Regions from separate parts of the Mus musculus genome. Here all the other regions are linked to region 2. The links are chromatin loops, found by intact Hi-C in ENCODE. Cell type or tissue: heart. All regions are shown on one strand. Each heading gives the region's core, and the rest is flanking DNA. Links, peaks and the distances in the headings are about the cores only. Region 1 overlaps Vcan (versican). Region 2 holds the start of LOC108168105 (a long non-coding RNA gene). Region 3 overlaps Xrcc4 (X-ray repair complementing defective repair in Chinese hamster cells 4). Region 4 has its middle 81 kb from the start of Atp6ap1l. Region 5 has its middle 64 kb from the start of Atp6ap1l. Region 6 overlaps Gm35111 (a long non-coding RNA gene). Region 7 overlaps Atp6ap1l (ATPase, H+ transporting, lysosomal accessory protein 1-like).

Region 1 (4,388 bases), core at 291-4,290, 110 kb before region 2:
CGAATTCAAATATATCACCTACCAAAATAATAAAATGGTTGAAAAAACCCTGGCTGAACTCCAACAGCTAATAATAAGCATGAGTCTATTGCACAAAACTTGTCTCCACATACAGGAAAGCTGTTTCAAACCAACCCAACTATTTCTGGGAAAAAATTCAGAGCAGACTAAAGTTATTCATCTAAGTATATACCAAATTATAAATGCTTACATTTCTTGTCAAAATTGTCCTGCTGGTTATCTGCAGCCCACATGACATCCCAGCCTGGCAGCATCCTAACCCCTCAGGGAAGGACCTCCTGTTTGAAAGCAACTGAATGGGTTGCTCTCTGAATGGGTGCAGAATTAGTTTTCTTGCCCATGTCTGGAGTTCCTCCACCTGTCTCAGTCAGCATGGCAGGTGGGCTGACTGACAGGGTTGGATGGGAGGCAGAGTTAGCTTTGAGCAATTTTCAATAATGGATTACAAGGGGAATCTTGTCGTGCATAACCATATATGGAGTCTAGAGGGTCAAATACCCATTTATACCTAGTACATGATATTTCATCTTTTAAAATATGTGACACATGATCATCATCAATGATATCAAAATCTCAGCAATTAATCAGTGTCCCAGTCATGAACAATCCAACCCAAGCAATGTACTTTACTTAATTCACCTTTCCATACACAAAAACAAATAACTGCCTCTTTACAAAGGACTATTAAAACCTTTTTGTAGACTTATGTAAGACTTAGGAATAAGCAAGAAGTTTCCTCTATTCCTTAAAAGGGGAGGGGGAGTAGGTTTGGGTTCTGCTTTAAGTCCTGCTTTCATTAGAAGAAAGAATACAAGGTTATCTATCAGGCATTAACTGTTGCTGCATTGATTGGCACAAATAAAGACCAATTAACTCTGGGGAACTGTGTGAATGTCTGGGTAGCAAGGAGGACCAGACAGGTGTAAGAGAGGCTCTTAAGCATAAGCTGGTTCACCTTCTCCCAATGCACTACTTCAAAATAATATTTGTGTTTTTTGGTTTTGTTTTGTCTTGTTGTTCTTTGACTTTTTAGATTTTCAGTGTTTTTTTTTTTTTTTTTTGGTGTGTTTTTTGTCTTTGTTTTTGTTTTGGGGTTTGTTTTTGTGAGGTTGTCGTATGTATACACTAGAATTTCTGAAAGAAGTCAAAAGAAGCACAAGGAGCTCGATGTGGTGGCGCACGCCTTTAGTCCCAGCACTCGGGAGGCAGAGGCAGGCGGATTTCTGAGTTTGAGGCCAGCCTGGTCTACAAAGTGAGTTCCAGGACAGCCAGGGCTACACAGAGAAACCCTGTCTCAAAAAAAAAAAAAAAAGAAGAAGCACAAGGTAGAGTGTCTGGGAGGAGTTGGGAAGCAGGAATATGATCTACAAGTACTATCTCCATGTGTAAATTTACCAGAAAATATATAAAAATATTTCAAGTGAATTTAGGAAATGAGTGGGCATGAATATGATCAAAACATGTTGTATAAAATTCTCAAAGCGTTAATAAAGCATTTATTTTTAAAGTGGCAGTAAGTAGTCTAATATATTATCTTTAAGATAGGTGAATTTCAATCGGAATATCAGAACTCTTAGGACACAAGGTGAAGGAATTCATAGAATTTTTAAATGTTCAATATGAGGCTAGAGAGATGGGTCAGTACTTAAGACTACCTGTTGCTCTTAGAGCTGACCCAGGTTTGGTTCCCAGCACCCACTTGGTAAACAAGGAGATCAAATATCATCTTTTGTCTTCCTATTCTGAACTCTGCAGGGAGTAGGCATGCATTTGATGGATGTGAGGATGTCTTTATTCGAACAGACTTGTGTAACAGATTAATTCTGCTTAAATCTATTAGAGATGAACCACAATGGCCAGAAGAGCAGTCAAACATATTCCCCAGTGAGGTGGGAAGTCTGAGATGTCTATTATGCAGACATCCTTGAAAACCAATTGCACACTTTGTAAATGTTGGCCTCTCTTCCTGGACAGCTAACAATTGTGTTTCTGGGTATCTCACATATCACTGGCATTGTAAATCTTGAATCTGTGACTGTCAGGTCCCTTTTGTATTGTCTCTGTATCCAACCAGATATTTAGCTATAATTCTTCAGCTCAGATGTCATCATGTTTTATACTTTAAAATTCACAATACTTTGGATTTCCTGGAGTAGCTAATTGAATACTATGTTTTGGAACTATTTTGATGGTGCTAAAAACATTTAAATATCATACATACCCTATTGATAAAAGTAACTTGACACCTTTTCAGGGATAATTTTGGGAGAAATTGATTAAATTTTCAACTTTAATTTTTATTTATATTCCATAAAAAATTCAATCACAGCTCTTCGTCTTCCTTTTTGCTCCAAACACAGATAATTTAATTTACAGAAGAAAAGTTTGTATACTAAACTACAGAAATCTTCTTGGTTCACCTGCCAAGAAGAAAAGTCAAGGAAGTGACCTGTTGGCTTCTATTACAGTGTGTAAAAGTGAAGGTTCAAGAAAGAACGGGGCTAATTTTAACCTTAACTGCCAGGATTTTATGAAGCTTAAGGTACCTGTTAGTTTCCTACTGTGCTTGCAAATCATCTCATTTTGCATTTAACTATTGGGCTTACAATATTATACATTTCAAAGCTATACGAACCTAAACAACACCCCTGCAGACACTAGTGCTGTTCATATAAAAATACAAAGCATAATGTGACCACCAGGTGGTGACATAGACTGCTCAATATGGTAGTACTTTGAGTGCCAGCACAGGATATAGAATCACAATTATTAACTCCACCTGCAGAATAAAAATTAAAGTGTCATCTGTGGCATGTCCTCCTCTGTGGCATGTCCTCCACTGTGGCATGACCTCCACTGTGGCATGTGCTCCTAGTTTTGTGATTTTTTTACAAATAGATAGGCTATATTTTCTAGTTCCATCCTATTCTGCTATTGACTATTACAGCTCTCATCTGACTTTTCTACCTAAGACGAGCACTACAAAAGCTTGTTTTTTCATGTTTCTATGAATAGCATCTAATGATTTACATCAACAGTGACAGTTCATCAGACACGGTATAATCATGTCTGGTAGATCTACTCAATATCTTTAGAGTAGGACCAATAAATAATTATGCCCCAGTGCACAAAAATCAAATGCATGCTGTATGAATCTGCAAAGTTACATTCTGAAAATATCACACCTATACTACAAGCTGACTTGTGTAAACTCTTTTTTTTTTTTCCACCTGGGACCCATTAAACCACTATTGGACTCTGAGAGCCACAAAGCCCTAATATAGCCCATGTCACCAAGGCCAAGAAGACTATCTCCAGAGAATACAAGCAAGTTGCATATACAAAAATACTTTATCAAGAGCCTGTGTACCCACCTAGAACACACACACACACACACACACACACACACACACACACACACACAGGAGCATACATCCACACAAGCACACACATGGACATGCATACACACACTGATAGCAGTTAGCTTGCCACTAGGTAATCACTTGAGTCAACTGTATGTTCCAGAATACAGAACAAATCGTTATCTGAAGAAAACAAAGGCCATGGGAGCTTCTTATTACAAAACTCAAAACATCTTTCCTTCCTGGGTAGCTCTAGTACACAATAGTCATTAGTTTGTAGCCTGCAGGGGACACATTTAACTGTTCTCCTTGAGTGAGGCAAATGCCGTCCCTGCAAGGTAGATCTCAGGCTCTCCTAATCCATGCTCTCTGGTCTGGGTCCTGATTTATTTACATTTTACAGGAGGTTATGGTTTTTCTGTTATCATTAGTTGAGCCCACAACCGAAGAAGAAAAGAGCAGCTTTGTTTCAAAGGAGAAAGAGACGTTTGTTCAGGCATCACTACCCACTGGAAGCCTGCAGTTGGATTCTACCAAACTCAGTATACTGAAGGGAAGGAAAATTAACGTGGGGTCTCTGGATAGCTGTTAAAGCGGCAACGTGCCCATTATTTTCCTAGCTGGCAGAGTTCTGTGCAGGGGAGACAATCTGGCCACTCTTGAGTACAGCACTAATCTTGTGAAATGCTGTGAGCTCACTAACTGACAAAGCAATAATTATCAACAGTCTTTCCAGAGGGATGTAAGTTACTCCCACTGTGAGACAGGGGCCCCAAGCAGAGCCTCTAGGAGCAACATGCACTTAATCCACGCAAAGCACTGTGCCAGTGGGCGCCTCCACTCAAGCTTGTTTGCACAAGTCGTCAGTCATGAAATGCTAAGGAACCAAATGCCAGAGAAAGTGCCAAAAACCATTCAACTTCATTTTCTTTGCTTTTTCCATGGTTGTGCATTGCCTTAAACTAATTAGCAGTTAAATTTAAACATGTGCACATGATTCTAAAG
Region 2 (4,388 bases), core at 207-4,206:
CTACTGCACCAACTTGTACTGTCTCCCTGAGTGCTCTTTAGTAGCCCTCTGAACACTACTAACATCCTGCATGCTGTTTATCAGCAGTGCTATAAAAAAAGCTAGCCTTAGAGCCTCTGTCAGAGTTTGATTTGCAATCAGTCCTGCAATTCTAATAATAGGATAAGTTTTTAGAATGTAAAATTGTGTTTATTCCTATTTTGCACTCAAGATACGTTAACACTTGCAGGTAGATATTTATTTCTTGCTTGTTTATTGATACAAATGATATTAAAATTAGTGTTTGTCAATGCCTCTGAAGAGATTTTCATAAAAGCATAGGATGTTTTGTAGGAATAAGGACAGTTTAGCTTGACAATGCAATTGACCTTGGGCACAGAGAATGAGAGGGTGACTAAGCTTGCAATTGCTTCACATTTTCCTCATGAGTTTTCCTTTGCAGTGTTTGAACTGACCTGCAATTCGCCAGTAAAAAGTTACATGTAAGAAAAGCCAGCTTAGAAATGCTTTTCTTGGGCTGAAGAGAGGGCTCAGCAGTGAAGAGCACTGGCTGTTCTTCCAAAGGACCTGGATTCAATTGCAAGCACCCACATGGCAGCTTGCAATGGTCCCACATGGCAGCTTGCAATGGTCCCACATGGCAGCTTGCAACTGTCTGTAACTCAAGTCCCAGGGGATCTGATGCCCTCGCACAGACATACATGCTGGCACACACCAATGTACATAAAATAAAAATTAATACTAAATTATTTTTAAAACTAATAGAAAAAAATTAAAGAGGAACCATGGCTGCTCACAGAATCTGAGCCACCAACCAGGGAGCACGCAGGAGCTGGACTTAGTCCACCAACCAGGGAGCATGCAGGAGCTGGACTTAGACCCCTACACACTTGTAGCAAATGCACAGCTTGGTTTTCATGTGGGTCTCTTAACAAGTAGAATGGGGGCTGCCCTCTCTGTTCCCTGCCATTGGATCCCCTTCACCTTATCTGGATTACCTGGTTGGGCCACATTGGGATAGGATGTGCCTAATCCTGTTGGTATGGAAACCAAAGGGGGGGCTCCCCTTCTCTGAGGCGAAAAGGAGGGGGGAAAGGGAGAGGGATTTGTAAGGGTGGGACTGGGAAGAGAGGAGGGAAGGGGACTGTAATTGAGATGTAAAGTGAATAAAAAATAATTATTGGGGGGAAAAAGGAAAGCCAGCTTATTAAGCCTTTTCAAGAAGAGAAGGAGAAGGATCAGTAGCTAGAAATTTTCATGGACTCTTGTGAGGGTCTCAGTTAACCAGAGTCTGTATATGAACACCAGTGTTTATAGAGGTCAAGGAGATGGTGCATCTCATCGATGAGGAAGGGGGAAGACGGGGGCGGAGGGCAAATTCAACTTGAGTGGTTATTCCAGTAAAGGAATTATTTTTAATGTTCAGAGAGATTTCAAAGTTTTTGAGATGTCCTAAGAAGTCTCTGAAAAAGGAAGGTTAAATGAAAACTGGCAAAGGAGCAAATACATTAAGCATTAGGCTGGTGGACACAGGAAACAGAAATTGAAATATCATAATGTCCTAAGCTGACTGACGGCAATTAGGGCAGAGAAAAACTAATGAAAAGGGGAAAAATGTGTTTGTGAAGAGGCCGAAATACAGAATGACAGAGATGAAATTACAATATGAATAGCTGGCTGACCTGGGGCTGCTGGAAAGAATCATTAGCTTTGGCTAAATGAATGTGTTTCTTCTGTGAAAATTAAATAAAGTACCTTAGAGGCATCCTAAGCAGGCTGGAGGCTGGTAGCAATCCTCTTGTTGTTTCATTAATTAACCATGACCACCTTCTCCTAAGCTTCTTTGAACCTTAGTAGACATTATAGATGGATATTTTTTTTTTCTGAGGTGGAGAAAGAAAACCAAGCATAATCATGTCTTTTTGTTCCTTTTAAGTGGAGGTCATTTAAATTTCCTTAAACTTAGGGAAAACATTATCCGGACAAAGATTCCACTTCACACTAAAATAACTCTGCTAACCCAGAGCCCCAGCTTATCCTCTAAATGGTTTCTCTCTGAAGCAAGGCAAATTAAAAACTGCTGAGCCAACGGTAGGAACTAGAGGAAAGGTTGGACTTAATGTATGTTCTGCTCCATGATGTGTGAACTCTCCTATCCCTTGTCTGACTGTCTAGCCAAGGTGTCTCTTAATACTCAAGGATTGCTTTCAAACCAAGTTGATAAGAGACTAAAACCACTCAGTTTTACTTTGGTGGAATTATCTTTTTCCCCTCAAAGTGCCAATGTGAAACAAGTAGCTAGACATCAAATAAACATGGTCCAAATCAATATGTTGTATTTTAACAAATAACATTTTTGTGTGTGTGTGATTCATAGACAGGAAAGTCAGTTACAAAGTTGAGATTTGAGTATAGGGAGGAGAAACCACAGTGTGATTTCACGGCCAAAGAACAAAGCTCTCTTGTTCTTAGGGCCTTAGACCTGTCTGAGAACATGTCCAGCAAATATGTCCAGCAGGTGGCGTTTCACCTCTTAGATTGGTTTTGTAATTACAGAATTCCCATTAATAGGAGACATTTGGGGAAGTGTGCAAAAACCAATAGAAACCCCTTACCAAAAAAAAAAAAAAAAAAAAAAAAAAGGTATTTTAAATCATGTTTTCTAATAGGAGGGAGAACAATAAACATCTTTATTCTTGTGAGAAAATCGAATCCAATCACTTCAGGAGAATTCACAATCTAGAGACTGAAACTGAAGCAGAGCCGACACAGGGAACTGAAAGCCATGTTAAAGATCATTTCGGCGTGTGTTCCTGATTAGTATGCACTTAGTAACATCTCTGGGAACCAGTGTTAGCCACTCTGCCACCTCAATTATCCAATTCAGGCTAAAAGTTTTTGTGACTACAACTTAATGATAGGCCTTACAAAGTATGACCAAGGGTACAAGTTCGATTCCAGAATCAACAAATCAAACCAACCAACCAAAGCCAGCAACAAATCAAAATCACACTGTATTGTGTTTCTGAAGAGCTCCAAGTACAAAGATGGTGCAGCAAGAGACTTATGAAAAATCGGTCCATCTTGTATAGCTGGAGAAAGACACTAACAGATAACCTGAACCACACACTGGACTGTGATGATGTCTATCTAACTGAGGATCAGAATAGATTGTTTCACTCGACAAGGCCAGAGTAGGTCTTGGAAGAAGTAAGGCAAGGCTGTGTGCTTAGGAGGAGGGTTGAGTTCAGAAGCTGGCCAAGGAATCAGGCAAGGCAAAGATAAGGACAAAGAACCAGTGTACCATAAAACAGAAACCATAAATGATATTGTTCGAGAAGTATGCTCCCTCCAGGATTAACCTTGAGTTACACAAGCTGACAGAACCAAAGCACCAGAGGTAAGACTAGGTGATGAGAGCATCCCTGGGTGGGTTAGGAGAGGAACTAGAATCCCAGGGAAGACTGACACACAATCTAAAGTATTTCAACATAACAAAAGGTTTTACTTTGCAGAAGGGTGCTGAGCCTTGATAAATCAAGCAACTTAGCATATTCCGCCAGGATCCCCCTTGGATCTTTTAAAACTAACTGCAGTGGGTCTGTCCTGTGCCTCACTTTGAGAGGCCAGATCTCAGCCCCTCATTTGTATGCAGCCGACTAATTTAATACTATGCAGTTGCTAGGGAGAATGGAACCCAACCACGGATTTTGACTTTTAGGAATATGCTGTCTCAGAAGGGATTTTTGACAAATGGCATCTTTCTATGACTTCTTTAAAGACAATTCTTTCTTTCTTTCTTCCTTTCTTTCTTTCTTTCTTTCTTTCTTCCTTCCTTCCTTCCTTCCTTCCTTCCTTCCTTCCTTCCTTCCTTTCTCTTTCTTTCTTTCTTTCTTTCTTTCTTTCTTTCTTTCTTTCTTTCTTTCTTTCTTTCTTTGTTCCTTCCTTCCTTTCTCTTTCTTTCTTTCTTTCTTTCTTTCTTTCTTTCTTTCTTTCTTTCTTTCTTTCTTTCTTTCTTCCTTTCTTTGTCTCATTTAACGTTAACGTTTAACACAAAAGCCAGCACATTTCATTTCTGTTTCCCACAGTTGGGTAGTGGTTGATCAGGTAACCAAGCCAGGGCATAAGAATCTGCTATGGAGCTCACTTTATCCTGGTCAGAGAGTTTCCAGCAGGATTTATTAATGGAGAACTAAGTAGGATCACATTCATTCATTCATTTACTCACTCACTCACTCACTCACTCACTCACTCACTCTTTCACTCATTCATTCCCGATAAAGCTAAAGAGAGATACTAAGTTCACTATGTGGTAATTATATGCAGCAATGATGTTATCCTAGCCTCGTTTACACACCGGATACCAGGTCTGCTCCTACATGAATCTT
Region 3 (4,388 bases), core at 137-4,136, 270 kb after region 2:
TGGGTAAGGGGGACTTTTGGTATAGCATTGGAAATGTAAATGAGCTAAATACCTAATAAAAAATGGGAAAAAAAAAAAAAAAAAGAACAATAGCATCCACCCTGGCCAGTGTCTATAGGACCCTCACCTCTTTACAAGGTGATGGAGGATAACAGGAGTCTTTAAAATAATATCTTAATCTGGACTGACAATGATTCTTACTCTGGCACCGAGCAGCCTTATATTGTCTAAGGACCTTCATATAGTCTTTGAGGAAGAGATAAATTACAACAAATAAAAGTCACACTCTACCAGTGCTACTAACAAATCATCTGATGATTATAATACAAAAAAGCAAAATCAATCCCCTAACTGGGGTCATTGATTAGGGGCCATCCAAAGAGCCTTTAAACTACAATAGGAATCTGACAACTCAGTGTGGATTGATCAATGACCCCTAGGTGGGAGAAAATTAAAATAGATCCAACTTCTAATACAGTAATAATTTTAACACGTACATAGTAACAGGTTGATCCTTGGAATTCCCATATTTTTGTAATTCATAAAATGCAAAAAAATACATTTCAGCTGTTATGTAATCTCAGAGGCATAAACGCTGCTATGAAAGCAATGGGGGCTTTCCAGACACGACTTCCTCCTCCTAGTGTGATTCCTCAAAGACATTTCATTACTATACTTGACTGAAAGGATGACTTTTTCTGTACCCCTTTATATTCTCATGATAAAGAACATCTTGCATTCTGGTTTGCTATTTTAAACAGTCAACAGCCAGTGACCCAAGATCGGTGGGAAAGTTTTACAACAAGGGATAAAAATAGGCAGCGTTCATGGCAATATTGTGTATATAAAGCAGCTACTGCAGTGCTAAGGTTCCCAAGGTTTTGTTCTTCTCACCTGCTCATCTAATCAATAGTTATATGACTACTTAACTTCCATGGTAAGTAAACTAAAACCATAAAATTTAAACAGAAGTTTGGATAAAATACAAAATTAATCATCTTGTAGTTAGGACATATTATTCAGCAATAAATTTGACATCATAAAATAAAAAAGGATTGACTATGTCAACTGGGTATGCCCTATGCACCTATTACTACTAAAGATTTTAGAGCTCTGCTCTTTACTTTCTGGAGACTCAGTGAAACTGCATAAGAAATATATTAGCCAAACAGAAGCAAGTTACTGCTTTATTAAATATTGCTGAAGCTAAAGCAGTAGCTGCTTAAATTAAACCTTTACTTCCTTATCACTTCCTTACTCTTCTTTCTTCCTCATCACTTACTAGAATTATATATATTAACAGATAATAGTATTAGAAAAATTTATGCATGTCATAATTCTCCACAATGTTACACAACACGTTATCTAAAATATAGACTTGATAAGAGCATATCTTTTTTTTTCTTTTTTTCCCCTTAGATATTTTCTTTATTTACATTTCAAATGTTATCCCCTTTCCTAGTTTTCCCTCTGAAACTCCCCTACCCCTCCCCTCGCCCCCTGCTTCCCAACCCACCCACACCCATTCCCAGTCCTGGCATTCCCCTATACTGGGGCAAAGAACCTTCACAGGACTTAGGGACTCTCCTCCCACTGATGACCAACTAGGCCATCCTCTGCTATATACACAGCTAGAAGCACAAGTCCCACCATGTGTTTTCTTTGATTGGTGGTTTTAGTTCCAAGGAGTTCTGGGGGTACTGCATAGTTCATATTGATGTTCCTCCTATGGGGCTTCAGACCGATAAGGGCATATCTTAAATAACTTAGTGATACTGAGCCTACAGAAATCACTGTGCTTTTAAAAATTCAGGTCAATTATTTCTTCAATACTAATAATAATTGGCAGGTTGCATTAGCATGTTACTTGGGATCAATAGATTATCATTATTCTAAAAATCTCCTTTCAAGATTTTTTTTAAAGATACCCCATGGGTAATATTCTATAAAGATAGTTTTTAATGCCTTTATAGATGCCTCTTCAAAAAGACAAGGAGCTTACGTCTTATACATAAATTCCAAATCGTCTACAAAAGATTGTACTGATCCCTGGTACAACTCAAGAGTCTTAATTTGCCACAATCAATCAGCTTTTATTAGATAGTTCTCAGTATTTACTATTATAACTGGCTTTATATATTGTGTTCAAACTCTTTCTTTTTTAAAAACAGCAAGACATAACCCAGCCCAGATACTAACGTTACTTCACAATAATTTCTCTGCCTTCAGACTTCTACATGACAATGAATTCAACCTTTTCTCATAACTCATATATGCTCATTCTAACTCGTAAGACCCGTTAAGAGTCGCGATTACACAAGCCAATCCACTAGCCTCCTCTCTGACCTGACGCTTTCTTTTCAGGATGCTCAATAATCTCAAGAACTTCTTCATCAAATGCAGAAGTGTTACACTTCTCTTGACACCTTGTGACAAATCATTTGACCCTGCCCTTCCTGGTCTACTTTCACCCCACTGCCCTCTGCTGGTAGAATTAATCTGCAAGGGTTAAAAATTTAACACCATTAGCAAACACATATCACTCATCTCTCAGAATTGGAGCCCTTCAAATATGTTCATGTAATGGTTGATACTTTTTCTAACATGATTGTGGTTTCGACTTACAAGGGTGACACCACTTCAGATGTTAGTAATCATTTAGCATCCACCTTCTCCTTTCTAGGACTCTGGCTACAACTAAAACCTAATAATAGTCCTGCTTATTCTAACAAAAGCCATAACGGATTTCTCAATTTAGGAAATATTAACCATGTTACTGGAATTCTTTATAATTCATATGGTCAAGAAATTATGGAATGACACCATCCCATATTTAAAGATAAAGAGAAGCATGTAATCCCACTTAAATACCAGTATACTGTGGTACATTTAGCCACACTTATGTAAATTGAATTCACTTTAAACAATAATGCTTCTTCGGCTGCCCAAAAATATTTTGCATAAAGGAAGCACAGTATGAAATATATGTTAAATGAAAGTTAACCAATGGAAAGGGATAGATATTCTTCTAATATTAGGACAAGGTTATGGTTGTATCCCTCCAGAAAATGAAAGAGGATCCAGATGGCTCCTGCATCGATGCATCAGACCAGGACAGCACCCTGGAGACCAGCTGAAAATGAGTCTCAGGAGAGATGACATCCTCATTAAGCGGAGATGTCCCAAAAGGAAGAATAAGCTGATGACTTGGAAAGATTCCAAGACATAACTCATCAAGACAAAATCTTGGGGAAATTAGGTTGAGGGATGGAACGACCCATGCATTTCTAAAATTTAAACCCAGAATTGTTCCTGTCTAGAGGAAATACAGGGACAAAGAGTGGAACAGAGACTGAAGGGAAGGCCACACAGACAGCCCAACCTGGGGATCCATCCCATATACAGACATCAAAACCAGACACTATTGCTGATGACAAGAAGTGCTTGCTGACAGGATCCTGATACAGCTGTCTCCTGAGAGGCTCTGCCAGATCCTGACCAATACAGATGTGCATGCATACAGCCAACAATCAGACTGAGCACAGGGACCCAATGGAGGAGTTAGGGGAAGGACTGAAGGAGCTGATGGGGCCTTTTCTGGCATCAATGGGAGAGGAGGCCCTTGGTCCTGTGAAGGCTTGATGCCTCAGCATAGAGCAATGCTAGGGAGGTGAGACAAGTGGGTGGGTGGGTGAGGGAGCACTCTCATAGAAGCAGGGTAAGGGAGGATGAGAAAGGGGGTTGCAGAGGGGAAACCTGGGACAGGAGGTAACATTTGAAATGTAAATAAATAAGATATACAATTAAAAAAACAATTTCTGTTTCCTTGATCTTCTTCAATTATCTTGTTGCGCTATAGAACTTCAAGTACTATATTGAATAAATATAGTTAGTGGACAGCCTTTTCTTATTCCTGATTTTAGTGGATTACTTTGAATTTTTCTGAATTTAATTTAATGTAGTCTTTAGGCTTACTGTAAATTTCTTTATTCTATTTAGGTAATCCCTTGTAGCCCTGACCCTTTGTAGCTCCAAGATATTTTATCATGAAGATGTGGATTCTATTGCAGGCCTTTTCAGCATCTAATGAGATGAGCCCTGTTTTGATTTTTTTTTCTTTCAGTTTGTTTATACGGTATATTGCATTAAATTTCATATGTTGAACCATCCCAGCATCATGGTGAATGATCTACTTGATATATTCTTAAATATGGTTTGTGAGTATTTTACTGAGTATTAACTAATTGTGCATCTATGTTTATGAGGGAAAATGATCTGTAATTCTCTTTCCTTGTTGAATCTTTGTGTGGTTTGAGTATCAGAGTTACTGTAGCCTCATAAGAATTTGTCAGTGTCCCTTCTGTTTGTATTTTGTAGACTATTTTAAG
Region 4 (4,388 bases), core at 115-4,114, 1.0 Mb after region 2:
TAGTATTCAATCATATACCATTGGACACATTTAAAATTCCCTCCCCCAATAACATGCTTAATCAAGAGCTGGATTGTGGCTTGGTGGTACAATATCCATGTAGCACGTGTAAAGTTCAGGGTTTGATTCCTGGGACTGACAACTAGAAAGAGCTTAATCCACCTCTCCCGCATTTCAATTAAGTATAGCATTTTAAACTGTAGATTCTGAAACATATCTTCCCAAAAGTACTGAAGTTCTACAGCTATTCTGAATGCGTTCTCTAGATCACACAGCAGGACACACCTCCATGACCCCCCACGGGTTATTAAATTCATGGCACCTTCTTCACGGATGTGCTATTTGTTTGCTTACACTCAAAAACCATAGTTGTTTAGAATACAATATTGCCCATTTTTATTTCTATGTATCTCAAAGCCATACACTTTGAAAGAGGATAATAAAAGCCAGTTCTAAAGGAAATAGCTGCCAGCTGCTGGAGAGATAATTTAGGGATTGGTCTTCTGTAATTCCTATGGAGTATATGCAGGTGGTAGGCTTTTTGTTCCCCATCACCAAACAGGGCACCATTCCGTAACTGCCAAGAGTGTTGGGCAGCACTGTGTTGAGAAGTATTTAGCAGCCAGATCCCTGTGGGGATGTACCTGTGGGGGTGTCCAATGTGTGTAGCTCTGGTTGACTTTCATGGTGCAAATGCTTTCATTATGGCCACCAGAAGGAGGCTGCTGAACAAGGAGCTGGAAAGTACCTGTAGTTGTTCAGCACACCACTGACACCATACAGCTCACAGCCATTGCCTTCCCTGAAGAGGTGGCCCCTGCTACAATATCACCTCTGAGATTTCACCCAGAGATACTTGTAGACAATAATTAGCTGATACAGATGGCCAAAATCCTGCTCCCTTATCTATGGATACACTGAGTCACATGAGGCATGTCATGCTCCCTGAAATATGCCATGCCTCATGATTTGAAAAAGTCTGCACTTTTAAACTAAGTTCCACAATCTTTCTGTTTAACAGAAGTTGTTTCGACCTTTTCTTCAGGATCCTTGAATACAGTTAATGCTCCAAGCTGCTGGATTGCTGTGTCCTATAGCTACTCCAACCCTGCCTAACTATAGGAAGCCTGAATGAGGTATGGGTGAGTGAGTGAGGGTGTATCTACCGAAACCCTGAGTACTCGGCTTCCATCACTACTTAGTCCATGTGCTGTGACAGACATTCAGAGGCTGCCTCTGCAGCACATAGGCTCATAGCAAAGCTGCTCAAGACATGGTATCACTAGACCCTGGGCTTTTCTTTAATCAGGAAAAGAGAGAGGGAGAAAGGAGGGGGGGAGTGGAAGGATGGGTGTGGCCTGGGCACAGATGAGGGCAGAATCCAGACACTGAGGGACCTTAAAGGGATCTTCAAGAATCCTTTCTAACTATCGTTTTACAGGTGGAACAACTGAGATTTGGAGGTCTAAAACTGAAACTGAACCCTTTGTGTCTTACATCGAAGTTCAGAGATGTCTCTCTATGCCAGTTGTCTGTTTAACTTCTTAGGACAACACTGAACCAGTATGGAAGCGGAAAGTCTGAAGTTTGTGGTCACTTGTTAGGATTTTCCTGCAGATGCCCCAGCACTGGGTGGTGGTTTGCTTAGCAAGACAGCCTTCAGGCTCCATGCATTCCCCAGGGTGGATTGGAAGCCTTCACTCTATTCAAAAGGAGGCCAAAGTCAAAAATAATTTTGTGCTTTCCAGCTGTTGTCCCTTGATCACTGATGGTCCAGGAATGCCCTCTGGTGACTTCCTGCTGTGTGTTCAGGCAGACACAAGCCTTCTGGAGACAGAAGGTGGCTGTGGGAACAGGGAGGGAGGCCTAGACGCCTGGAAGTGGTTTTCTCTCCTAACAAATGTGATGTGGGTGTTCTGTCAGCAAACTCGTGGGATGTGACCAGGAAGTCGGATAAAAGCTTAATATATCGTTACGCCCCAGTAGCATTTTGTTTTGTCCTCTAATGATGACTATAATTCTTTTTAATTACACAATTATTTCAATACTTACTCAACTCATATTATACTAATACAAGGCAAGGAAACAATAACAAATTAGTAAGCAGAAAAAGCTCTAACACAATTTTAACTTGGGCATATCCTTCTGTGGTTTTCTGCATAATATGACCACCATTTCAAAGAACATTGACTAAAGCATATTCATGGAGGCTCAGAATGGATCTTTGCAAGACTGGTACGTTTTTAGTTTTGGAGGCACGAATTTAAGACAAACAGGAAAAAAATGATATTTGTGCCCCTAAAAAGTTGAAAGGGATGTCGATTAGAAAGAGAATTGTGGGACTAAAGGTTGTCTGGGGATTATAATGTAAATATACTTATCCCCTTTAATTCTTCTATTGATCAAAAATATTAAATGTGAGTCTTCCACTAGCAGCCTTTGGATGAAGACATAGAACTCTCAGCTCTGTGCCATGCCTGCCTGGAATGCTGCCATGCTCCTACCTTGATGATAATGGACTGAACCTCTGAACCTGTAAGCCAGCCCCAAGTAAATGTTGTTTTTTATAAGACTTGCCTTGGTCATGGTGTCTGTTCACAGCAGTGAAACCCTAAGACAGAAGTTGGTACTGGGAGTGGGGTATTGCTGTGATAGGCCTGACCATGCTTTTATTTGAAAGAATGTGGATTTTGGGACTTTGGATTTGGAAAGCAGTGGAATGCTTTAAATGGGGCTTAATCGGTCATCCTAGTAGGAATATGGAAGACTTCGTTGCTGGGAGTAATTTGAACTGTGTTGACCTGGCCCAAGAGATTTCAAAGGAGAAGAATTTCAGAATATGGCATAAAGACTGTTTTTGTGGTATTTTGGTGAAGAATGTGGCTACATTTTGCCCTTGTCTGAAAAGTCTGCCTGAGGCTAAGATGAAGAGTCTTGAATTAATTGCATTAATTGCATTGACAAAGGAAGTTTCAAAAAAGCCCAGCAGAGACTTTGTTCTCTGGTTAAGTCTCACAAAGAGAAGTTTGAACAAGCATAGCAAGCTTAGAAAGGAAAAATAAAAAATATATGGTTCGAGTATTAAAGACATACCAGGAAGTGAAATGGAGCAAAATCCTGTGTTCTAGGAAATAACAGATTAAGGGAGTAGGACCTTGGGGCAAGATCCTACCCAGCTGAATTTAGATCCAGGCATGGTGGTACACACCTTTAATCTCATGAGACAGGCATGCTGATCTCTGCATTCAAGGTCAATCTACAGAGCAAGAACCAGGATAGCCAAGCTTAGGCAGTGAAGGATTTAGAAAACATAAAGCCAATGATAATGTAATAGTGCAAGGGGGTCATGTTCCAGTTCCTGCAAGCAGCAGAATTCGGCAGCTTCGGCCATGTGGCTCTGGCTCTAGAGTAAAGAATGGAAGGAACTACGTGGACAATTGATGCTGGTTAGCTGGAGCTAAGGAATTAGCAATGATTAAGAAGAGACCAGCATCACTGAGTTGAAATCTGGGAGTTGTTTTCTGGGAGCACAAAGAAGCTGTGTTCCAGAGATAGCCAAGGTTGTACCTCATGCTGCCACTGGACTTGGTAATGTGTAAGAGTCACCCAGGTGGTACTGGTTTTGAAGGCATGAAGGAGTCATGAAGAACAGCTGAGGCTTGGCACTGTGAGAGGTCTTGGAAGGCCATTGGAGAAGGTGTAGCCTCAGCTGTAGTTGATGGCCCATGACTGAAGGGGTCATGCAAAGGATTTGAGGCATGGCACCATGAAGCAAGCCTATGAGAGGCTATTGGTGAAGTATAGTTAGAGTGGAACACCCTTGTGTATTGGAGATGTCTGTACCATGGGATGATCACTGAGAACAGAAGCCGTAGTGACGTGGATCAACCTAAGCTTAGAGTGCTACAAAGGGCACAGCTAGAGAGTGATGCCAGCCCTTAAGAGGAGCCCAAAAGATCAAGTGGAATCCCAGACATTGAAACAAGAAGGTGTAACATTGAAATTGCCTTGGAGACACAAAGATGTTAAAGATGCCAGAGCCATGGGACACATGCTGAGGAAAGCTGCTAATAGGTAGTGGAACCAGCCTAGGAGAAAGCAGTTTGTTGCAGTCAACAAAGATGAAAAAGGAGTGAAGATCTGAAGACCACTTTGACATCAGCCATGGAGATACAGAGTTTGGAATTTGCCCAGCTGGTCTCCTGTCTTTCTTTGAGGATTACAGTTAAGTGATTGAATGGATCTTAGAAGAGACCTTGAACTTTGGACTTTTAACATTGTTGAAACTGCTATAGACTATGAGGACTTTGAAAGTTGGACTAAATGTATTTTGCATTGTGCTATGTTTAAGTATGGCCCCACATTGACTCATGTGTTTGAACAAGTCT
Region 5 (4,388 bases), core at 174-4,173, 1.1 Mb after region 2:
GAAAGCAGGTGAGTTATCAGGGAGAATTTTCCCTGACAAAACCGTAACAGGCAGCTGCATGCAGACAAACTGAGAAAAAGAACTTCATTTCTCCCGTACTTCTTCCTCTGACATTTTCAAACTGCTTTAACCTAAGATCCAGGTCCTGTTTCCTGCCTGTCTTTGTATCCATGGATCCGTCGTGGAAAGTACAAAGTGGGAGAATTATAATGAATGTTTGGATGATGGATAAGGGCAGGAAAAATAAATGTGCATCAGGAAACAGCACACAGAATTCTTTCGATAAAACTGAAACGTAATCAAAGCAAACCTTTCACACAGCTAATTGCTTGGGCATTAAGAGGGGATTTCATTGTTTCCTGGACTTCAGTGATTTGCTACAGGTAACTAAGAGTAGTCAAAACAATAGATTGTTGAACAATAGATTGTGCACTTATCAGCGTTAACACTATCAAAAATGTCAGGCATGCCCAAAATACATTCACATTAAGTACTCCAGAGGTGTCAGTACCAATGTCCCAGCAAAGTCATTGTCTGGAAAGGGAGGGCTTGACAATACTGAGGGCAGGTGGGGCTTTTGTTTTGTTTCTTTTCTCCCTTGGGTTTTTGTTTCTTTGTTTCTTTGTTTCTTTGTTTGTTTGTTTGTTCCCCTCAAAGCTGGCTCTAATACCCACAGCACTTCCTAAGGGCGTGATGAGGAACACAGAGGTGAGACCTCCAGATTGCTGCAGAGCAGATGCGCTTGGCCTCATGCCCCTGTGCTGCCTCCTCCTTGTCTCCCACTAACCCCAGGACATCATTTATACTAGGATAAAAATGGATATGTATGGGCTGGAGAGATGGCTCAGCAGTTAAGAGCACTGACTGCTCTTCCGAAGGTCCTGTGTTCAAATCCCAGCAAACCACATGGTGGCTCACAATCACCCATAATGAGATCTGATGCCCTCTTCTGGTGTGTCTGAAGACAGCTACAGTGTACTTATTTATAATAATAAATAAATCTTTTTTTTTAAATGGATATGTATGCCAAGTGGTGCTTGGTGTTACTATTCAGGAGGCTGAGGCAGGGGGACTACAAATGCAAGGCCTACCCCAGCTACAGAGGTGGTTCAAAGCCAGCCTGAACAACATATTAAAAAAAAAAAAAAAAAAAAAAAACTGGCTCAAAATAAAATGTTTGGAAAGGAGCTGGGAATGTAGTTCAATTGCTTGCCCAACATCCTAGGTTAATAGTGTACGTTAACATCAGTTCACACACACATATACATATCACACACACACACACACACACACAGAGGAGAGAGAGAGCCTAAATGAATATTACATAAAAAGTTGTTTGTTTGTTTGTTTGTTTTAGTATAGCAATGTTGTTATTATTCTACAAAATATTGGAATTCTTTCTCCCCACCCAACCCCTGTTCCTCCAGGTATATGTATTCATATGCACGCATGTGCTCAAGTGTAGATGATATGTGTATCTCAGGACAACCTTGAGTGTCAGCCTTACCGTCTACCTTGTTTATGATGCGGTCTGTTTGATACTCAGCACTATAGATGACAAGGTAGCTGGACCCACCACCACCCACCCACCCCAAGTTGCCAGGTACTCTCCAAGTATTCTTCAGTCTCTATATCCCGTGTTGCCATAGGAGTACTGGGTTACAGATGGGAGCGTCTATATCCAACTCTACACGGGTTCTGGGAACCCGGACTCGGGGCCTCTCGGTTTTGTAGCAAGCTCTTAACCTACTGAGCCATTTTTTCAGCCAACAGCGAAATTTCTACTCTCAACTCAGCCAGGGACATCTTTTTAAAAACTTACGAAGCCAGTTTCACAGTGTGTAGGTAACTGCGTGCTGTGATAGCTATAGCCATGTTTTAATCTTTGAAACTTAAGACTTTGGCCTTTACTCTTCTGTGACTGTGGGACTGTTCATGTTTAGAAAAATAAGCATTTCCTGCACGGTTGAAACGGGTTATCTAGCCAGCTTCAGACACTGATCAGTGGTTCTCTAGCGACCTCTAGTGATATAATGGGGAACATATTCTGTCAACAGGGAAGTGAAGGGATGTTTGCTGGGTCAATGTGAAGAAGCCCTATAACCTAGGGATTAAGGAACGGTTATAACTTTGAATAAGGGAAAATTTAAGTCTTTCCCTTCTCCGATATTTTGTGCCCTCTCCTCTATCTTCTTTGTCTTGTCTCAATCATGTTTATCTTAAGTACCCTTGAGGGCTCTAGGCCATACTGAGTCCTTGCCTACCCCCATTGCTTTACGGAGCCTAATTGTAGACAAAGCCTTCTTACCCTCAAACAAGACACATTTCTCCAGTGACATCCTGCATCTGGTTTCACAGCAGCATTCCCTCTATTGTTAGTTCCTCGATTCTAAAGTCTTTGTATATCCATTCCAAACCCAAGCAAGGACACGCTGCTACTGTCTTCGTTTTGTCACAGTAACCGCGGGGTACAGTATTTCTTCAGAGGAATTAAGATTGGTTGCTTCCAGTGTTAAATTGTAAGAGCTGGATTCTACCTATTGTTCAGTTTTGGGTTTTTGCTAGTTTGGGGGTGATTTCTCTTTTTCTGAGTTTTTGTATTGTTTTGGTTTGTTGTGGTTTGGTTTGGTTTCTTTTGGTTTGGTTTGGTTTGGTTTGGTTTGGTTTGGTTTGGTTTGGTTTGGTTTGGTTTGGTTTGGCTTGGCTTGGCTTGGTTTGGTTTGGTTTGGTTTGGTTTGGTTTGGTTTGGTTTGGTTGGGCGGGCTTGTGGCAGCAATAGGTAAGATGGGGTGTTCATCATGAACTTCCGGAAGCAGAAAGATCCAGGTTTTCAGTGCATATTAAAAGATGTAGAATCAACAAAGATAAAGGATATCAAACTCTCCACGAAGTTGAGCGATGATCTTTCCCAAGAGAGGAACTTAACCCATAGCTCTGCTCTGCAGACAGTGGATCAGTCAACTCCAACCTGGGTCCTTATGGTATATTGTTGGGTTATAATTTTTATTTCCTCTCACAATGTCCTCACACAACTACTGAACATATATCACATAGGTCTTGTAAATGCCAGGTAGGCAATCCACCACTGAACCACAGCTCCAGTCTACATCTCTTGCTCATTTTTGTACCCTCCTGCCCTGCACGTAGACCCTCTGTTCTCACCTGTGCAGACCAGAGATCCATGTAATAGTTAACTACATGCTCACCAACAGATACTAGAGGAAATCACCCCAAGTTGATCTTCATATATAATGTACACACATTGCAATGTCTCACTGTCCCTCACAAACACATGTTTTTTGCTGTGTTCTTGTTTGTTTTGTTATTGTTGTTGTTGTTGCTGCTGCTGCTGCTGCTGATGATGATGATGATGACGATGATGATGATGATTCTGCTGCTGCTACTGCTGCTGTTTTTGTTTGCTGTTTGTTTTGTTGGTTTGGATCTTTGGGGTTTGGGTTATGGTTTTTGGTTTGTTTGGCTGGTTGGTTGGTTGGTTGGTTGGTTGGTTGGTTGGTTTATGGGGGTTGTTATTTGGTTGGGTTTGTGGTTTTTCTGAGACAAGGTTTCTGTATGTAAGAGCCTTAGTTGTCCTGGAACTGACTTTGTAGACCTCAAATTCACAGAAATCCACCTGCCTCTGCCTCCAGAGTGCTGGGATTAAAAGCATGCACTACCAATTCTGGCCAGCACTTATTGTGTTAATTAAAATAGTAATATATTTTAAAACGTAAGAAAAGCAGAATACACCAACAGAAACAGGGTGGAATTCAAGGATGACATCCTAATATCTTAAGCACATTCCCACTTTGCCTCAAGGTTCTATTCCAAAGCTAAGAACCATCTCTCCAGTGAAATCATCCTCTACCAAGGATCTGAGACTAAGACCTGTCTTCCTTCTGGGGACTGAAAATATGTCAGGCCAATGGTAAACGTGATAAGCCCAGAAGAACCTGGGCTCACAACTGAGTAGCTTCCTTTCATCTGTAGGCACAGAGAATTTCCCAGAAACCCTAACCAAGCAATGGTTGGCCCACAAATAAACACGTACATACTGATGCATGACTGATCACTGGCATGTTGAGTTCCCGTAGTTTGTGGCATCAGAGAGCTTTTCAGTCAAATGTTTACGGGACAAGGAGAAGAAAGCCTTTCCTTTGGTTGCTTTCTTAGCTGACTTAGCTTGGAAGGAGAAGAAACTGATGAGCAGCGCAGCAATGCTCTACAGAATGGTCACAATCAAAGATTAGAGTAAGTAGGTTTTCTGACTCAAGGATTCAGTCTACTTCAGGATGGGGTTTGTTATTAAAGCCCATCATCTGTTGCTCTCTAGAATACTGCATGGAGATTTTCACACCAAGTTTATAAAAGTTTGGTTTTGTATTACT
Region 6 (4,388 bases), core at 94-4,093, 740 kb after region 2:
TCTTTGGTGAGAGGAAATGCTATTTGAGAAAAGTAGCAAACAAAGGAAATCTCTGACAAATGAGTCATGAGAGGGAAAGGAGTCTCCCAGCACGGGGTGTTCTTGTGGCTCCGTTATTATTAATTGTGAGGACACGCTTACTCATGTCTTGTTCACTCTTGCCTCTACCATCACTGAGCTCATGTTACATTTATCCTAATGAACCAAGCCCACCAGAGATACACTGTGCACCACTTTAACGTGAACAGATTAGTCAGAGGAATTTTTATTTTGTTGGTCAGACTGGTCATCTCTGGGGACTTCTTGCTTTAGCTATCATTGTTTAGACTTTGAAATAAATGTGCAATGTATTTTCTAAGCCTATGACTAAGATTTAGAAAAAGTAGTATAAATTTCATATTGCTCAAATTATGAAATCTATCTACACTTCATTTTTATAAGGCACATGAAGACTGTGCTTGGTTTAAACAATTTCTTCTGACCACAGTAAGCTCTTGTGATGACCTTAACACGCACATCATAACTCACAGTTTGCAAGTGGGAACCAATGCTTCAGGTTGAGATGCTTGCAGAGAGGGATTTTTGCATTCTCTAAAGCATAAAAGTAAGCACAAAGCAAAGAGTAGCTGAGATGATTGGATGTTTGTGACACTGAGCCTTGAGGTGCTCAGATTTGGTGAAAATATTCTTCTAGTTGTGTCTGGGAGGTCAGTTCTGGATGAAATTAACATTTGGATCTGTAGACCCCCAAAAGCAATAAAGCAGTCTTCAGAGAAGATTCATCTGGCCTACTGAAAGCCTGGATGAATAGGTGAGCAAAAAGAACTCCAGAGCTCCATCTGTAAGCTGCAGCATCAGTTGCGTCTCTTAGACTCTGACTCAGACATGATATTATATCCTGAGCTCTCATGGGTTTTAGGGCTTTACACTCAGATGTGAAACCACGTCACTGTCTCCAGTCTGCAGACTCTAGGTTTGTTTGTTTTTTGTTTTGATTTTGTTTTTGTCCATTTATAAGAAAATGTCTTCCTTGGAAGCCCACGCTATTTTCAAAGTTTTGGTAATCCTCTTGCCTTGGCTTCCCAAATGCACAGATTACTGAAATGTGGCATTACATTTGTCTTTAACTACAGATCTGAAACCTCTCAGACTGCAGAATTGCACGCAACAAGCCTCTTTGACAAATCGACTGCTATGTATATCTTGTTGTCTCCATGTCTGTGGAGAAGCTGGACTAGCACAGAACATATGGAAAATAGGATAATCTTCTACATAGATATTTTCAAAGAATAGCAAGAAGCCAGTTGTGGCTATCAACCAATGTTTTAACAATACATATGCTCAGTGTTCAGATTGGAAATTTTATGTGACTTTCTACTACATCCTAAACTCCTTGGGAGGGCTGAGGAGTCTGAGGTGGTATGGGGCAAGTCCAGGAGGAAGAATATTAACCTTGTTCCTAAGACAGTCCACTTTATACAGCTTATATTCTCAAGTCCTTTAGTGCTTGATGACCACACTGAAGAAAATGAAATAAAAGCAGGATATCAGATGCAAACTAGCATTATGTATCTGACTTGCACCGCAGTGACAATGTCTACTGTATTTTCTATTCCTGTACAGAAGATGTTACTGGTCAAGAAATACCCCTTTTCTAATATTAATTTAGTCTGATAGTATTAATTTCTGATAACATATTAATTAATTCATTCAAGTTAATAACGACATGTTATTCACTATTTTCATTGCCTTTTGTTGGTTTACTTTTCCTTAAGCTTTACTTAAAGTGGCGCTGTCCTTACATGTTCCAAGCACAGAGTAAAATAGATGTATCACACAAACTACAATCTCTGTTGCTTGCTCCGTAGAGTGCCACAATTTTTTTCAACTGTAGGCTTCTATTTCTATAATGCTTATATCAGACACAAGGGAGCAAATTCTTGTTCTTGGGTGGGGGGCAGGGGTTGAATAAAGGTCTAGGTTAGCCTGCCCTCTAGTGTGGCTTACTGATTTCTGGGGAGAGAAAAAAAATGCAGCATGTCCTAGAAGCTGATTGTGCAATTCTGTTGGGTTGGCAACCTGCCATCAGCACCAGAACACTGCACAACTTCCTCCTCTTTGGGAGCTACAGGCTTCAAGCATTAGGTCACATTTGTAACCCAGTTTTGAGCAGAAACACACTCTAGACACACCCTATGCCTGCCTAAGCCAGTGTCACATGGTTATCCTTGACTGTGGCTTTTGTCATTTCCTCCCATTTAATGATAACACACAATGAAACTAAATAAAGGGACAGACTTCTTACTACAGGAACTCGGGGATTTACAGAGTGCTTCTGAGGGGAATTTGGTCTCAGAAATGGTACTGGTTTAGGCTGATCTCTCTGAAGCAGTCTGCCTATGTGTCTCCTTGGCTGGCCCTTCTGAATGTGAGGCTACAGCCAAATGGCTCTGAGGCTGCACTCCAGGATCCATGTTACCACACCAGAAGCATCTTTGAGATTTGGTTTTACTTCTTCGTTCAAATTCTGCTCAAAATTAAACTGCCTTGGAGGATAGTGTTTAAAATTTTTTGATTTATATTTAGCTACACAAAATGAGCTCCCTTTAAAAAATGAAAAACTAATTGCTATATTTGCTTAAACCTAGAAGTGCCCTGGTTATAGATCAACTCTGAAGTTATTTTAAACATGTTACTGCAATGCTAAATTTCAAACGCTTTTTCAGGATTTTGTGCATATGTTCAGTTGGGATGCTCAGAATTCCTGGCTGATGGGAATTTAACCAGTGCCTGCCTGTTCTTCCTAACCCACATACATAACATACATAACATACATGTTCTGGACTCATTTGTCTAAGAAGTGAGAGTCTTCCATTTTTAAGCACTCATAATTTAAAGAAAGTCTAGATGTTAGCCTTTACAATAATAACAAATAGAGCAATAATCTTTAAAACCACCCATAGATGTAAAATATTTTGTATGTATGTATGTGTGTGCATATATATATATTCTACAAAATATGCCTTCTTTCTGTTCTCAAATCATTAGTCTACTAAGGCTGCATGCAAGGACTAAAGTGACATAACAGCCTCTGGAGAGCACCACCATTCATCTTGGGCATCGGCATTTCCTTAAGATGAGTTCTGTCATAGTAGGCATATGGATATAATTGTGTTGTCCATTTCTTCTTGTCTGGCAGTAATACAACCAAAGCAAATATAAAGACTTGAGGGTTTAAGAATCACAATCAGATGAGTGGAAAGGAATTGAAGAGAGACAACACAAAGCAACAGACTCCTAGGCGACAAGATATACCTGTATGGCAGTTGTCCTCCATTCTGGAGCCTTCATTGTGTCATTTGTGATAAGCATGGCATGGACCAAGTGTAATCAGAGGTATCTGATTTTCATCCCCAAACTGCCTGTTCTAATTGTATCTGTCCCATTCTCACCACATCTGTGTGTTTCCATATATTTTAGATACAAAATATAACAGATTAAAGTTTGCCAGTGCAGGCACAATGTTACCCAAACACCATGTTCTCACTGGCTCTGGTTCCCATTCTAATCCACACCCTTGGCATGTTTGCCATTTGCTGTATTGATTTTTCAGCTTGTGTTCTTTGCTCAAGTCTCTGAAAGACATCATAAATGTAATCACTGTCATGAAGAGGAAAATGAAACACTGCAGACCTTGTGATTGGTGCATTGCATGTTTTTGTCACAGCATCTCAAATACACGTGAGATTCACTGATTCCCTATCAGTGGCTCCCTTTTGCCCCTCTAGTTTGCTGACATGTGATTTTCCAAGTCATTTTTAGAAATCTGAAACCTGTTAGAGATTGCAGATGCTAGGCTCTGCATGGCTGCTATCGTTTTGGCAGAGTCTGCTCTTTCAAGACAACAAAGGCAACACATAAAAATCTGCCTTCTCTGACTCTGTCCTTAAAGTCTCTGTGGATGCAGGACACTTAAAACACTTCTAGACATCCAGGTCTAGACTGGACCTTTTCTTCCTTTTTACTCAACAGAGTACAAGGGCTTTTGCCTTGGAACTCACAAGCTTATTCCCATTACCAGCTTCTACTATGAATATAGTTTTGTCACCAGTTCAATATATGTGACTCTTTTTAAATAATACTAATTATGTAGATGTCAGAGCTGGCAGTAGGAAAACCAGTTCTTGCCTGTCTACTTTGAACCCCAGCTCTGGCTAAGTCCCTTAGTCTTCATGTAACTTAACTCAACTTGTAACAAGAAGAAAAGGAAGGAGGAAAAGAAAGGAAAAGAGAAAATAAACTACAAAAGAAGTGCAGCTACATATGCAAAGAGATGAAAAGAAGTCGTCAGACTTGAGGCTGAGGGAAATGGAGACCTTCGAGTCCTT
Region 7 (4,388 bases), core at 87-4,086, 1.1 Mb after region 2:
TGAATTCATATAAAATAGCATGTCTGCTATGTCTCTAACTCCAAGGAAGCTCTGGGTTTGGTAAGTATGGTGTGTGATGTCATTGACAGGGAGTGGTTGGAAAGCATCTCTCAGGGAGGACATGAGTCCTGGCGTGGTAAAAACCCAAACTGAGGCACACACTGAAGGCTTTTTATATACCAGATACTGCTGACCCAACAGAGTCTTCATAGCAGCCCATGGGCAAGTGACTATTTTACTGTAGCTTAAAGAAGAGCCTGGGGCTCGGGAAAGTTCTGTAACTCACCTGGAGTCACACAGCAGAAAGCGTGTGGTAATAAAATTTACACATGAAAAACCTGGTTTCATACACATGTGGCTTCATACGACTCCACAGCTTTTGGTATTGTCTATCTCTTTCCTTGTCACTACCATAGAAGGCTGTATGTGGGTCATATGCAAATACCATGCCATTGTATATAAGGGGCTTGAGAATTCGTGGCTTTGGTAACCATGGAAGGAATTAGGGTCTGCAACCACTCTCTTGGGCCTACCAAGGGACAAATGTTTATTCTACAAGAAATGCCAGCAAACCTGCAGAGTGGACAGCACTCTCCTGCGGACATTCCTCTCCCCTGGCCTGAGCTTGCATCCATGCTTCTGTTTACATTCTTGGTGCTTCCACAAAGCTAGCATGCCATTCACTGTGAGGAAGGCAGTTTCACGCGTGCAGGTTACACAATCCTGAGGAGGGATGTGCGTCTTACAGCAAGTTCTCTGGGGCCTCGGGGGGGGGGGGGCCCTGTGAATACGTACTGGGGTGCTCCTCCCTTCTGCTGCTGCTCCAAAGCCTCAAAGCCTTGCTCAGCCAGCACAGAAGTCAAATCCTGTGAGTCTGCGAACCAGTCGTCCCTGGTGGCTGCAAAGTCCTCCTCTGACCTCTCTTCCTTTCCTTCATTCGAAACCCCCATCCCTGGTCTTTGAGCAAGTGTTTGTTTTATTATTTCGGCTACAAAATGTACATAACATAAAATGGGCCGTCTTAACCACTAGCACATGCTGGTATAAGTGCCACTGTCATTCCATGCCTGGAATGGTCCTGAGTATTGCACACATACGAAGTCACCTACTTTCTACATGGATGAAGACAGGACATATATGGACAAGGTGAAGTAACCTAGCCATGTGGTAGAGGAGCGATTTTAAACTCCTATCTGCCTGACTCCAAAATGCGTGTTATTCCCATCTTCCCTTGGCCTTTCATCAACGCTATGCCTCCTCCAAGCTGAGAGAAATAGACATGAATCTATACACCCATGTAAATAAAGAACAAGCGGGAACATGCATGCCCTTATAAGGGATGTGCAATGCCATGCATGCTGCTTCAGTGAGTAAGACAGGCCGCAGGTAAACAAGATTAGAGGGACTTGAGAGAATGTCTCTCAGCTGGGACGCTGACTGCAAAGGCGCCTGTCATGCTCACATGTGTTTCTCCCAGGTTTTCAAGCTCTCTGGGCTATTTTTGATGGCTGACGATTCCATTCCCAGGCTAACTGTCAACACTGTCTTTCCCACTTCAGATGTACTTCTAATCTGCCCTGATAAGATCGCTGTTTACTCCCAGAAGGGCTCTCCTCACAGAGCTCTGGGCCCAGGAAATGTCAGTCACCGGGCTTCAGCCACAGCTGCACTAGGGTTTAGATAAGTACCTGGGAAGTGGGTAAACAGGAAAGTAAACGCGAGCCCTGGAGGGCTCAGGCAGAAGAAACTCTCCACCCTGCTCCATCTCACACCTCAGAAGATCCAGAATAAACCAACACTACCTTAAAGGTACTGCACGGACACTCTTCCTTAAGCGTCCTGTTTTGGGTTACTTCAACTGAGTTTCTTTGGCACCAAGTAAAGAGTGCGTTTTAGTTTATTACCTGGAAATCAATAAACGTGACCTCCCACAGGCTTGTCACATCATCTGAGCTGCTAAGCAACAGTAGGGCATCATTCCGCCGCAGGCTGCTGACCCGTTGGCAGCGGTAGGAGTAAGTTGACAGAGCATATATACCGGTTGCGTTAAAAGTTGCTTGCACCGAATTGTTGAAGATTATCTCGACGCGGTGTAAACTAAACCAACTCTGGCTGGCCAGCTTGTTGTAATTGGTTAGGGTGAACCTGAAAAGGATCGAACATTAAGTGTTAGCTGGAGCGTTTTTTTTTTTTTTTTTTTTTTTTTTTTAACTGTCTCAAGCCGGGCGTCATCCGTGAACAGTACAATGGCGCCCTCTTTTGTCAGGCTGTGGAATTGGGAAGAGGCTTTTCCGGAGCCAAACCAGAGCCAGGTTGGTAAGAAGGCACATGATTGGGAACAAGAAAAAGAATAATACAAAAATCCTCCAGGGACGAAGTGGGAGGGCGCTTTTTTATTTTCTTTTCTAAGAATCAAATTGTATGTATATTATTGCATGTTATGTTCATTATCAAATTTAATTAAAACTTAGGTGTATATTAACACAGAATTAGTCATAAAATAATAGCAATAGGTTTCTTACATTATCCCAGTGTCATATATGAGGAATTGAGTCTAGGGGGACAAAACCACTTGCCTAGTTTCTCTCCTATGTTGTGTTTAAACTGCCTGTCAGATTCAACCTGAGACCATCACCCTCACCACTAACGATTAACGTGGAACATTCTCTAGTCATGAAAAAGTATAGTGTATTCATGATAATTTTATTTTAAAAGATGAGACATTACATAGAAAATTTCAAGACTGACAGACTTAGAACATTGGTAGTAATTGGAAATACTGGTTGAATTATCAATTATTTTCTTGTTCTTATAGCTCAATATTTCTGATCTTTCTGTTCTCGTGGATTCTCCTTATTCTATTTGTGTTCATGGAGAGTCCTGGGAGCTGAGGTAGAAAGAACACTTCTGAACAATCTAATTCTAGGTAGAGGCTAGGGTGTTGATACTCTCCATGACACGGATGGGATGCAGTCAGCCCAGTCTGTTAGGGTGAGGGGTCTGGGCTCACTAGAGATTCACCATGACCAAAAATATACTTTGATAACCAGAGTCTTTTCATTTAAGGACTGACACCCAGGGTGGGGCCAGGACTGCACCTGAGAGCCATCCCAAGATGCAGCCCCTAGTCATGTCAGGCCAAGGCTTACAAAGTCAAAACCCACCAGACTACATGCATCTGTCTGTGTAGGCAGGCTCTAATTTTAAAATATATGTCTTACAGTTGCCCTAGTCATCTTTTTCAGCAGAGTAAGCAAGTTTGATTATGAAAGCGGGAAGAGCAGCTAGTTTTATGGCCCACCGTCTTTCTAGAACAGCAAATTTTACAAGCTCAGTCAATTTAGGAATAGTCTTCAATGTCTGGAGAAAGGGGAGGGGACTGCTAGGGTACAGCTTGTGCAAGTTACAAGGGACTTATGTGCTAGAAGCATTTTTTTTTTTTTTTTGCTTTTTGGTCTTCTAAGCATAGTAAGTATAAACTTTACAGTTGGGGTTTCTAACGCTATGATAAGAAACACCATGAATCAACTTGGGGAGGTAACTTCCCGGATAACCACACAGCACTGAGGTAAATCAAGGCAGGAACTCTAGCAAGTTGGGAACCTGGTGACAGGAACTGATGCAGAGGCCGTGGAAGTATGCTGTTTACTAGCTTGCTCCCCATGGCTTGCTCAGCCTGCTTCCTTGTAGAACCCAGGACCACCAGCCCAGTGATGGCTGGGCCCTCCCACATCAATCACTAAGGAGCCTTGCCCACAGACCACCCTTAAGGAGAGTGCCTTTTCTCATTTGTGGTTCCCTCTGCTCAATTATGTCTAGCTTTGTGTCATGTTAACAAAAAAACAACCATAGCACAGCCCTCTTTGGTCAGAAAGGCTTTTAAGGAGAGAGGATAGGCAGATGAAAGTTGGGCAAGGGACTCAAATGGTAAGACATAGAGGGATTATGGATATAAATGTCACATACCTTTATCCTACCTGAAGAGGAGGAGGAGAAGGAAAAGGAGGGGAGGAGGGGGGAGAAGAAGAGGGAGAGGAAGAGAGGGAGGAGGATGGGGAGGAGGAGCAGGGGAAAAGGGGAAAGAAGAGGAGGGAAAGGAGGGGGAAGAGGAGGAGTAAATGAGGGGGAAGAGGGGGCAGAAGGGGAGGGGGAAGAGGAAGAGGGGAGGAGGGAGAGATGGAAAAAGAGGAGGAGGGGGAGCAGAGGAGGGAAAAGAGGAGAATTTACAAGGGTATTTTCTAGTTGGGGAACAGTGCCATTACAAATCAAAGGTGCTTCATGTTTCTAAATCAAATGCGCACATCTGTTCGGTTACTGTCTTAGTCAGGGTTTCTATTCCTGAACAAACATCATGACCAAGAAACAAGTTGGGGAGGAAAGGGTTTATT

What was found. Hi-C counts contacts between places; a loop is a spot of excess contacts. Peaks named below come from ENCODE experiments on the same cell type or tissue, not always from the same donor. Only the 100,000 strongest peaks of a DNase experiment are listed, where the experiment ranks them.
Region 1: a loop joins it to region 2, with 4 times the contacts of the local background. A loop is called at or near these places in 2 of 42 quality-filtered maps.
Region 3: a loop joins it to region 2, with 2.2 times the contacts of the local background. A loop is called at or near these places in 5 of 42 quality-filtered maps.
Region 4: a loop joins it to region 2, with 4 times the contacts of the local background. A loop is called at or near these places in 5 of 42 quality-filtered maps.
Region 5: it touches region 2 in a loop (10-fold over the local background); 18 of 42 quality-filtered maps call a loop at or near these places.
Region 6: a loop joins it to region 2, with 3 times the contacts of the local background. A loop is called at or near these places in 3 of 42 quality-filtered maps.
Region 7: it touches region 2 in a loop (11-fold over the local background); 11 of 42 quality-filtered maps call a loop at or near these places.

The regions. Positions count from the first base shown.
Region 1 is chr13:89,665,487-89,669,874 of GRCm38, forward strand. The region is part of intron 12 of Vcan (versican); the gene reads right to left. Among named protein-coding and RNA genes, the nearest start is that of Gm4117, 66 kb to the right of the region's middle. In heart, for the core only: a CTCF peak has its summit at 2,721 (motif pointing right); no DNase peak of the experiment used is centred there.
Region 2 is chr13:89,776,928-89,781,315 of GRCm38, forward strand. The region is part of intron 1 of Gm4117 (a long non-coding RNA gene); the gene reads left to right. It overlaps LOC108168105 (a long non-coding RNA gene), which reads right to left and starts at 1,883. Exons shown (of 3, transcript XR_001781016.2): 1 at 1,756-1,883. In heart, for the core only: a CTCF peak has its summit at 2,506 (motif pointing right); no DNase peak of the experiment used is centred there.
Region 3 is chr13:90,049,468-90,053,855 of GRCm38, forward strand. All of the region lies in intron 3 of Xrcc4 (X-ray repair complementing defective repair in Chinese hamster cells 4), which reads right to left. Among named protein-coding and RNA genes, the nearest start is that of Xrcc4, 38 kb to the right of the region's middle. In heart, for the core only: a CTCF peak has its summit at 2,488 (motif pointing left); no DNase peak of the experiment used is centred there.
Region 4 is chr13:90,822,277-90,826,664 of GRCm38, forward strand. No RefSeq gene overlaps it. Among named protein-coding and RNA genes, the nearest start is that of Atp6ap1l, 81 kb to the right of the region's middle. In heart, for the core only: a CTCF peak has its summit at 1,808 (motif pointing left); no DNase peak of the experiment used is centred there.
Region 5 is chr13:90,839,115-90,843,502 of GRCm38, forward strand. No RefSeq gene overlaps it. Among named protein-coding and RNA genes, the nearest start is that of Atp6ap1l, 64 kb to the right of the region's middle. In heart, for the core only: a CTCF peak has its summit at 2,022 (motif pointing left); no DNase peak of the experiment used is centred there; H3K27ac peaks cover 1,004 bases.
Region 6 is chr13:90,513,931-90,518,318 of GRCm38, forward strand. All of the region lies in intron 1 of Gm35111 (a long non-coding RNA gene), which reads right to left. Among named protein-coding and RNA genes, the nearest start is that of Gm35111, 33 kb to the right of the region's middle. In heart, for the core only: a CTCF peak has its summit at 2,004; a DNase peak (open chromatin) is centred at 2,101; H3K27ac peaks cover 707 bases.
Region 7 is chr13:90,884,650-90,889,037 of GRCm38, forward strand. It overlaps Atp6ap1l (ATPase, H+ transporting, lysosomal accessory protein 1-like), which reads right to left. Exons shown (of 7, transcript NM_001145879.1): 6 at 1,905-2,145. Among named protein-coding and RNA genes, the nearest start is that of Atp6ap1l, 19 kb to the right of the region's middle. In heart, for the core only: a CTCF peak has its summit at 2,268 (motif pointing left); a DNase peak (open chromatin) is centred at 1,602; H3K4me3 peaks cover 790 bases; H3K27ac peaks cover 3,808 bases.